Linked DNA regions of Homo sapiens: region 1 is linked to region 2. A link is a loop called in an ENCODE intact Hi-C map of the cell type or tissue named here. Cell type or tissue: IMR-90. All regions are shown on one strand.

Region 1 (5,000 bases), 380 kb before region 2:
TAGCAGTGAGAACCCTACATTTCAAATGTGGATAGCACCTTTGCGGGGAAACATCACTTGGCACATCTGCATTCTTTTTTGACACAGGGTCTCACTCTGTTGCCCAGGCTAGAGTGCATGGCACGATCTTAGCTCACTGCAACCTCCACCTCCCAAGTTCAAGCGATTCTTCTGCCTCAGCCTCCTGAGCAGCTGGGATCACAGACATGCGCTACCATGCCCAGCTAATTTTTTGTATTTTTTGTTTGTTTGTTTTTGTTTTTAAGTAGAGACGGGCTTTCACCACGTTGGCCAGGCAGGTCTCGAACTCCTGACCTCAGGTGATCCACCCACATCTGCGTTCCAATATCTTTCTCAACATAATGATAGCCGTAATTAATATTTTCCAGTACATTTTTATGCCTTTACACACGAGAGTGGTAGACAGACACAAACCCAGATCTGTCTGACTCCAAAGCCCGTTTGTCATCATTCCTTTTACGGTATCCTATAGTGGTATCCTTTACAGAAGACAGCTTTTACCCAACAAAGACTTAACTTCCCAGGATGCCAGAGGACAAAGCGGGATTGCTTTTAAGAGGAAGTTATCAAGACCTTATTTTATAAATGAGATTAGATAGGGAAAGGCAATTTAATCTTTATTAAAAACTGAAAAGGCCAGCATAGGAAGAGGTCCTCGGTGGTCTTTTTCAGGGAAATACTTCAGTTGCTTTTATTAGAAACAGATAGTACCTAAGGTTTTGAGGTAGGTACAGCTTAAGGCATGCTAATGGTCATGGGTCCTTCCATAGTCATTTTTGTATTTTGGTTTACATTTGAGCAATAGGCAGCCCTTCACTGCTGCTGGACTCATTCCTGCCACTATTACAGGTGACAGAGGAGACAGGAGGTATGTCTTTTCTATTTTTATACATGCTTTATATTTAACACAAGCTCTTGGGTATCTTAGATAAACAGAAGTTGCCTAGCACTCCTTTTAGTGCATTGAACCCTTTAACATTTAAGCAAAATAATAAACAGTCTTTTGAGGTTCCTTAACAATGAAACGTGTTCGAGTGGCAGCAGCGGAATCCATGCCTCTTCTCCTGGAGTGTGCAAGAGTCCGTGGTCCTGAGTATCTCACACAGATGTGGCATTTTATGTGTGATGCTCTAATTAAGGCCATTGGTACAGAACCAGATTCAGACGTCCTCTCAGAAATAATGCATTCTTTTGCAAAGGTGAATATTTTTCTCTTAAAAAATATGTATAAGGTTGTATGTTCATTTATTAGTCTTGCTAAAAGTAAAAAAAAAAAATTTGAGACAGGGTATTGCTCTGTCACCCAGGCTGGAGTGCAGTGGCGCAATCGCAGCTCACTGCAACCTCCACCTCCTGGGTTCAAGCAATTCTCATGCCTCATCCTTCCAAGTAGTTGGGATTATAGGCATGCACCACCACACCTGGCTACTTTTTGTATTTTTAGTAGATGTTCCTCAGGTCTCAAACTCCTGGCCTCAGGTGATCCACCTCGGCCTCCCAGAGTGCTGGGATTGCAGATGTAAGGCAGCTAAATAAATTTTTATATGCTATAGTGTATGATTTGTTAAAAAATAAAAATGTTAAATTTTTTGTTTTAATATTTTGGTATTATTATGTTTGTTTTAAAGAGGGTAAATTTGCCTTGGAAGGGCAGTATAGGTAGAGGGAATGATATGGGCAGCAGCATGGAAGCATGCATTCTTTGGAAAAAGAGAAGAAATTCTGAATACTCTAGTATTTTAGTCTTGCACTTAATAATCCAACTATAGAAGCTTGGGTATCATCTCCAGTTTCTGTTCTTTACACTTTCCTCAATTCTTCTCTTTTTTTTTTTTTTCATTGCCCCATCTCTTTTTCATGCCATTGAAATAGCCTCACTTGGGCTACTCCAGATGTCTCCTTTCTTTTCCTCTCAGTTCATTCTCCTTTCCTCAAGCACTGCCTTCCTCTTCATTGAGTCACTTCCTTTCTCATACAGTGTCACTCCCATTTTGCACAACTCTAGTTTGCTCCAATCTTGATTGAAGATTTACAGTTTCTCAGCATCTTTATATGTCCTTATTTACACTCCTGTAATTCAGAATTGCTTCTGATTTTCCAAAGACAGCATGCTTCCATACCTTTGCCTATATTTTATTTCTTCTACCTCTAATGCCCTTCCTTCAGTGTTCTTGTATGTTGTGTGTACGGAGTATGGATATAGCAATTGTGTTCCTTAGGAGCTGGTTGTGTGTGTGTGTGTGTGTGTGTGTGTGTTTTCCATCTTTGAATCCTCAGTACCAAGCATGATGCCTGGCACCTAGGTATGCTCAGTAGTGTTCAAAAGAAAATATTTTTTTCTAACTCCAATCTCTAAAATGCTGTCATTCTAACAAATACAAGCTAAGCATATGTAAATAATCTTCCAGGATACTGAACTGTGTTCATTTTTCCATATGATTCTTAGTGGAGTTTAACTTTGGACTCCAAACACCCCAAATCTTATGGATTGCTTTCTTTCCTCAACCTCATTAGTGCATTGAAGTAATGGGAGATGGATGCCTTAATAATGAACACTTTGAAGAACTGGGAGGTATATTGAAAGCAAAGCTTGAAGAACATTTTAAAAATCAAGAATTACGACAAGGTAAGTTTTCCATGCTTTTATTTCTGAATATAATCCTTGACCATCTTGGCAATCATTTAAAACATTTATTTGGGTGTGTTTTAGTTAAAAGACAAGATGAAGACTATGATGAACAGGTCGAAGAGTCACTACAAGATGAGGTAAGTTATTCCCTTTGGAACTTACTTACGTGACCACTTGCATCTGAAAGACTTGTAAATGCCTCAATTTCTGATTTATGTGACTTGTCATTCTGATGTAATTATCAGTCTTTAGCAGAGGAGTCAGATATATTTCCTCTCTTAATTTATGAATAAGTAATTTGAAATTAAACTGATATGTCTTTCGGTGCTATGTGCATTTTGTTGTAATACCTCACTCAACAAAACACCTTGAGGTTTACCTAGTTCATTTACATACTGCTCACAACAACCATTTGTATTTTGTGGTGCTTTCACTATATTAAAGATGAGTAACCTAAAATTCCAGTGTTAAATGATTGCCTAGAGTCACACTGTTGACGGTCTGGGGCCTTTTTCACCATGTTACTTAGTTCTCTCATCAAACCACCTAGGACTGTCAAGCATACTTCATTGTGTGTTTAGAGTCCAGCATCTCATATGTGGCCACTTGGTGGGCCAGTGCTACCGTGTAGGTAGTACCAGCTTCCTGAAGGTGCCCACATGCTTGTAGGCCCAAATTGCCACTAACAGCGAGACCCCATTCTCCCCACCATCCACCCCGAAATGAGGATTATTCTGCTGAAAACAAAGTAAAAATAGTGAAAACACCTTTGTTTCAGAATGTAGAAATTAGAGATAATTTTTCAACCCATCTATTTTAAGTATGTTCCAAGGAAAATCTTTGCAATAAATACAGTTCTTGCCACACACCTTTGTCTTTCGAGGTAAGACTGGCCTTTGATTAGTAAGAGACATGATAACCCACACTTGAGGGTTACTCCGGTCTCTAGACTCTTGATTTACCCTTAAAACAGGAATGAGAAATTGATTTTCTGCATTTTTTAAGGTTTTTATAAATGTTACTATTGATAATAGAAAATATACTTTTTAATCCATATGAGTGTTTATGTGTATGTTTTTTTTAGGATGATAATGATGTTTATATTCTGACCAAAGTGTCAGATATTTTACACTCAATATTCAGTAGCTACAAAGAAAAGGTGTTACCATGGTTTGAACAGCTGCTTCCATTAATTGTCAACCTCATTGTAAGTGTTACCTCTCTTAATAGTTGTTTTGCGTAGTTTACCTGGAATTCTTTTCACTGCAACGTAAAATCTAATGCTTGAAGTTAAAATGGGTCTCAGAAATGATTGTTTCCATTGTACATCTTTGATTTTATCAAGTTGACTGCATTACCCTGGATATTTTCTCATTCATTATATGCTTGAAGATTCCTAACTTGGTTTTCCATAGGCCAATTCAGTTCTAACACATCTGAAAGATATATAAGTGATTTTTTTTATTATTTCAGATTATCTGTGCCCTCCTAAATTAATAAAAGGAAACAGAATGGTTACTTCTTTTTTAGTGGACCATAGATAATTCAATTATCTTTGTTATGTACTACCAGCAATCATGGATTATGGATAATGGGCATATATATATATATATGTATTTTTTTTTTACCTTCTCTCACCCTTATATTTGATTTTTTTAAAATGTTTTATAGACTTCTTTTTGTTTGTTTGTTTGTTTGTTTTTCTCAAGATGGAGTCTTGCTCTGTCGCCCAGGCTGGAGTGCAGTGGTGCAATCTCGGCTCACTGCAACCTCCGCCTTCTGGGTTCAAGCAATTCAGACGCACGCCACCACACCCGACGAATTTTTTGTATTTTAGTAGAGATGGGGTTTCACCATGTTGACCAGGCTGGTCTCCAACTCCTGACCTAGTGATCCACCCGCCTCGGCCTCCCAAAGTGCTGGGATTACAGGCATGAGCCACTGCGCCCAGGCCTACGCTTCCTATTTTAAAGCAGTTTTAGATTCACAACCAAATTGAACAGGAGGTACAGAGATTTCCCATGTGCCTCTGCCCCTGTGCGTGCATGGCCTCAGCACCATTAACACCCCCCATCACAGTAGTAGATACATGTGTTTCTGTTATGGACCTACATCAACACATCATATAATGGCCTATGTGTATTCAGTTTTTTTGTTTGTTTTGTTTTTTTGTATTTTTAGTTGTGTTTTTTTGTTGGGTTTTTAGTAGAGATGGGGTTTCACCATATCGGCCAGACTGGTCTCAACCTCCTGACCTTGTGATCCGCCCACTTTGGCCTCCTAAAGTGCTGGGATTACAGGCGTGAGCCACCTCGCCTGGCTGTGTATTCGGTTTTTAAAAAATATATTA
Region 2 (5,000 bases):
ATTAGCCGGGTGTGGTGGCACATGCCTGTGGTCCTAGCCACTTGGGAGGCTGAGGTGGGAGGATTGCTTGACCCCAGGAGTTCAAGCGCAGCCTGGACAACACAGGGAGACCCCATCTCTACAAAAAAAATTTTTTTAATTAGCCGGACATGGTGGCGCAGGACTGTGGTCCCAGCTACTTGGGAGGATTGCTTGAGCCCAAGAGGTCGAGGCCGCTGTGAGCTGTGGTTGCAGCACTGCACTCCAGCCTAGGTGACAGAGTAAGATCCTGTCTCCCCCTCCAAAAAAGAAAAGCAAAGCAAACCCCAGCATGAGTCGGCGGGTCCTGGAAAGCAGAGACCGGGCCGGGCTTGTGCTGCCGGGAACAGTGCTGTCAGCCGCCACGCCCTGAAGGAACCTTCTGGATCATGCCCAGATGTGCCTCCGTGATTGCTGCTAGGCCAGAGAGCTCCGGGGCAGTTCTCCCGCCGCAGAGGCCTCGGGTGTTCTTGCCTGGCTCTCCTTTTCTGTTTTCAGCCTTGGAATAACAGTCTCCCTCTTCTCTATCTCTCCGCACCTTTTTCCCCACCCCACCCAGTCTCAGCAGAGCACCAGCCTTACATTTGGAGAAGGTGCCGAATCTCCAGGGGGCCAGAGCTGCCGGCGAGGAAAGGAACCGAAGGTTTCCGCCGGGGAGCCGGGGTCGCACCCGAGCCCTGCGCCGAGGAGAAGCCCCGCGGGTAACAAGCAGGCGGACGGAGCCGCCTCGGCGCCCACGGAGGAAGAGGAGGAGGTCGTTAAGGATAGGACCCAGCAGAGTAAACCTCAGCCCCCGCAGCCAAGCACAGGTCCAGCATCCCGGGCTGCCAGAGGCAGCAGTACTTCCATTCCTTTCATTGACTGCAGTGACGTAGATAGCGAATACGACCTTCTTAGAGAACAAGCGTCCCGATCCCGGTCCCGATCCCGGTCCCGGTCCCAAACAAATGACAATTATGAGGGTGATCTGACCAGCGGTGTCTATCTGCTGTCCAGGGAGGAGGGGCGAAGAGAGGCTGGGCGTAGGGCTTCCCCGCACTCTGCGAAGTCCTCCCGGCCTCCTTCCGGAGAATTCCTTGATGACGATTCAGCAGACATCACCTTTGATATGAGCGGGAGCCCTCGACTCCCAAGGCATAGCTCTCTCATAGATGAAATGTTCAAGGGCTCGGCTGGTCACAGCCCCCTGGCCACCCCATTGTCTCCCAGCAGCAGCAGTTCAAGTCCAAATATGAGTTGGGACAGAACTGGGTCTCAAGGCTATGTTTCGGAAAATGGACATGACCATAGAGAGGGGAGTATGGGAGAAGACACTCTCCCGGACCAGGGTCCTCCTTATGAACGCTGGTCCCCCACCTCGCCAAGGCCATACATGCGGAATCTTCCTGGTAGATGTAATAAGTCAGAGACAGATCCACTCATCCTTAGCCAGGTAGCATTTACCCCGGAGGCCATGGATGGGCTTGGTGGCCGTGGGAAGTGGGGGCAAGCCAGCGCAGCTGCTCCCGAGGGTAGAAGCCTGGCTAATGGCACACCCCCCATGGGTGCAGCCTCTAAGGTCCCTGCTGTGCAGTCGGTGTGTGCCAGAGGCATGGCGGGGCAGCTGGCACCCCTGCAAGTGACCGAGGGCTCCACCAGCAGTGGGACTGAGTCCAGTGAGTCAGACTCTGAGATGCTGATCCCCGGGAGTCAGCCCCTCATATTTGGTAACCCCGCAGTGCTGCGTTCCCCGTCCCTGCTGAGAAGCCGGGGGTCCTTGGGTGGCCTGCGTTTGAGTGAGGAACAGGAGGAGGATGAGTGAGGAACAGGAGGAGGATGAGTGAGGAGGCCAGGAGCCAAGTCTTCAGCCCGAGCAACCTGGGGTCACGAGACCAGGGTTTCCCTAAAGATCATCTGTTCTAGTGACTCATTCATTTGTAGTCTACATTTGTTAGAGGAGATTTTGGACAGGCACATGTTTGAAAGAGTCTGCCTGACTTCTAAAATCGTTAAGAAAAACAAAACTTCACATAAGTGGCTTGCTTTCCAGAAAAGGTGGGCAAGATAAACAGCAAGTCCTAATGACAAGTTCTCAGGAGCTTGTTTATTTTGCTGGTTGAAGGCTAGGAAGAAACACTTTATTATGAATCCGATCATGTGTATAGTGTGTTATATTTATATGGCAATTTTCTGTGTATGTTCAATTATGCAGCTCACCCTCCTGTTGGTTGAGAGTTTGAACTGAAGCATCCTTGAGATTACAGAAAAGGGTTTCCCATTCTCCCCTTCTTTAAAAGGAGGGCTGCTTTGTCCATGCCTCATGAAGTGAGGAATTGGCACTATTCAAGGCCAAATGTAAATTGATAGCTAGTTGAGATTATGTTGGTGAAATCTTTCGTCAAGAATAATGAATATTTTAATGGGAAGAATTTGGGGTTATTTCTGCTTCCCAGGCTTCCTGTGAAATACTAGAAAAGTTGTCAAATCTTCATGAATTGTGATCTACTAGGGATTGCTGGTTTGGTTTAGGTTTGCATTGGTGGATCATATTGTTATGTTTTAAGAAGTACAATTCTGCCTCTCAGAATCTCTTGGTGAAACTGAAATCCTATTGAGTGTGGATGCAGGGAAGAGCAACACCTTGAAATAGGCACTGTTGTCACCAGTAGGTCAACAAACTAAATGCCTGCCTTTGAATTGTGTACAGCGCAGAGAAGGACTGTTTTCCAGCATGGTTGCTCTTGGTTGGTGTACAGACACAGTCTTACCATTCACACTCTGGTGAACAGTGTCCTCTGTTGGGAATAGTGATACTTGGATGTTTCTCTGAGCCAGAAAAAAGAAAATGTAAGGAGAGAGAGATTGACTTCTTTTTAAATCTTGCCCACCAGTGTCACTGCCTTTCACCCAGCATTCCTGCATTTTAGATTAAAGAGCCTGGTTTTCACTTGAAGTTTCTCTGCCTTAGCTGCACGTTGCAATTTTCTGAGATATTTTAAAAATTAGTGATGCCGGGACCCTGACCCTAGGGATTTTGATCTCATTGGTCTTGAGTGCTCCTTGGGCTTCCCAGCTGTTTGTACTGGGCAGCCAGGGTCACTTCTTACCCAGGCTGTCTCGAATCTAGTGGAATACAGTAAAAGTGTTAGCTAAATTTTTGGCTTGCTTGCAGAGTAAGAAAAACATCACAAACAAACTGCTTTTTCTTGATGCCTGTGATTTGTACTTTTCAGCCTTAGGTACTTTTTTTTTTGAAAAAAAAAAAAAAAAAAAGATAAATTGTAGAATAAAATTTTTAGATCCTAAGTAACTACAAAATTATTGAAAAGAGTCCTAACAAGGATAGCTCCCTGATGTGCCACCATACCAGGGCCTCACTGGGCTCATCACGCGACCCGATCACAAGGGAAGCACCAGGCGTGCTTAGGACACTGAGTAGAATTTGGCAGCAGCATAGAAAATGGAGGAGGATCGGCTCGTCTCATTGACAAATGATATCTGTCCACATGAATGTCCAGAAGTCGGTTTTAAAGAGTCTGAACACTTAATCCATTTTTATACAGACTTTTTTTGTTTTGTTTTCCTAATCATTTGATTCAGTGCCTGATTGAATCAAGCTGATTGTTGGATCGTTTGAGAGTTGTTCATTGAAGTAGTCTATTTACGCCTTGCTTTGAATTTATATATTTAACCAGAATCACAGAATTTTTAAACTGGAAGGGACCTCAGAGGTTCTTCTGGGCAAACCTTCATTTCTTCTGAAAAAGTTAAGTGACTTTGCATAACTAATACAGCTATTGCATGACAAAGCTGAAACTGTAACCTCGTCTCTAGGCTTCACTTTTTTAATCTCTGTGATATCTTGGTGCAATAGGAGCTTTTTGATTCAATATTTTAATTTTGGAGAGTCATATGAATTAATAATTCAAATCGGATGTGGAGACTAGTGATCAAGTAGACTTAGGCAATTACAGGCCATAATAGGTGGGAAGAACTACTTCTTTTTATATGGTGAGGGTTTTGCAGTTATAACACATTTTTGCATAATCTGTTCAGACATAGGAAAAATGTCAATTTGCTATGAGTGTTCAGTGAAGTGTGAGTTAAACAGAGCCAAGTGTGGAATCCTGTGGTTTATCTGTGAAAGTGGTTTGTTCAAATGAATTTTCTTTTTCCCTCTAATTATACAGCAGTCTGGTAATGAAATACGATTGAGCACTAGGTATGAACTTACACAGCGTATGACAGGAATCGTCAAATGTAAGCATCCCCGAGCAAAACACGCTTCAATCATTATTTTGTTTTGCTTTTTCCTACAGCAGTGATTTTTATCTAAGTATTTTAAGAGCAGTTGATCAATGGCAGTATACTCAGTTGTGTATTGATGAGATTTTTCACTTTAAGAGTTGCTCATAGAGTTTTTCCCTCACTGGCTTTGTACCAGGCAAGCAACTTAATTTCTGCTTCTTGGCCAGTATTCACAAAAGCAGCAATCCTGGTGTAATTAATGGTGCTTACAGTTTGTTTAAAGGCTGTTTATCATACATCCTGATGTGCTGCGAATAGTCACTACTTGCCTCAAGAGGAGCTTGTCCTATGCTAATAAAGATTCTATAACATTGGCCAAAGGGTCCGTTTATACATTCTTTGAGCCTGGTGGAGCACGTTTGCTGAGGTGATGTGGTCTCCTCAGTGTCACTGTGAAGAGCTCAGTCAGGAAAAGCCAGCAGCATCTACCCTGCCACCCTCCAAACCTTCTGACTTTGGGGAGACTCCAGTCCCCCAGGTCTTTACCCAGCCTGCAGATCTCATTCTAGCTTAACAAGGGCATGCGTGTGCATGAAGTTGAACTAAGAGTGGAGGAAGGCCAGAGGTAGGGTTGGGTGTGATACTAGGTAGCAGATATTACAGACTTCTGAATGCATTCAGATTTCCAAAGGGTTTCCTGAGACCTCTCAACCAATCTTTCTAGGACAATAGCTAGTGTAGGGGTCTCCTGACTC

The links. Peaks named below come from ENCODE experiments on the same cell type or tissue, not always from the same donor. Only the 100,000 strongest peaks of a DNase experiment are listed, where the experiment ranks them.
Region 1: a loop joins it to region 2, with 2.3 times the contacts of the local background. A loop is called at or near these places in 4 of 110 quality-filtered maps.

What each region holds. Positions count from the first base shown.
Region 1 is chr13:98,012,995-98,017,994 of GRCh38, forward strand. It overlaps IPO5 (importin 5), which reads left to right. Exons shown (of 29, transcript NM_002271.6): 22 at 1,048-1,220; 23 at 2,536-2,647; 24 at 2,732-2,787; 25 at 3,735-3,857. Among named protein-coding and RNA genes, the nearest start is that of IPO5, 62 kb to the left of the region's middle. In IMR-90, no CTCF peak of the experiment used is centred here; a DNase peak (open chromatin) is centred at 1,957; H3K27ac peaks cover 842 bases.
Region 2 is chr13:98,394,650-98,399,649 of GRCh38, forward strand. It overlaps FARP1 (FERM, ARH/RhoGEF and pleckstrin domain protein 1), which reads left to right. Exons shown (of 27, transcript NM_005766.4): 13 at 578-827. Among named protein-coding and RNA genes, the nearest start is that of FARP1-AS1, 39 kb to the right of the region's middle. In IMR-90, a CTCF peak has its summit at 2,780; no DNase peak of the experiment used is centred here.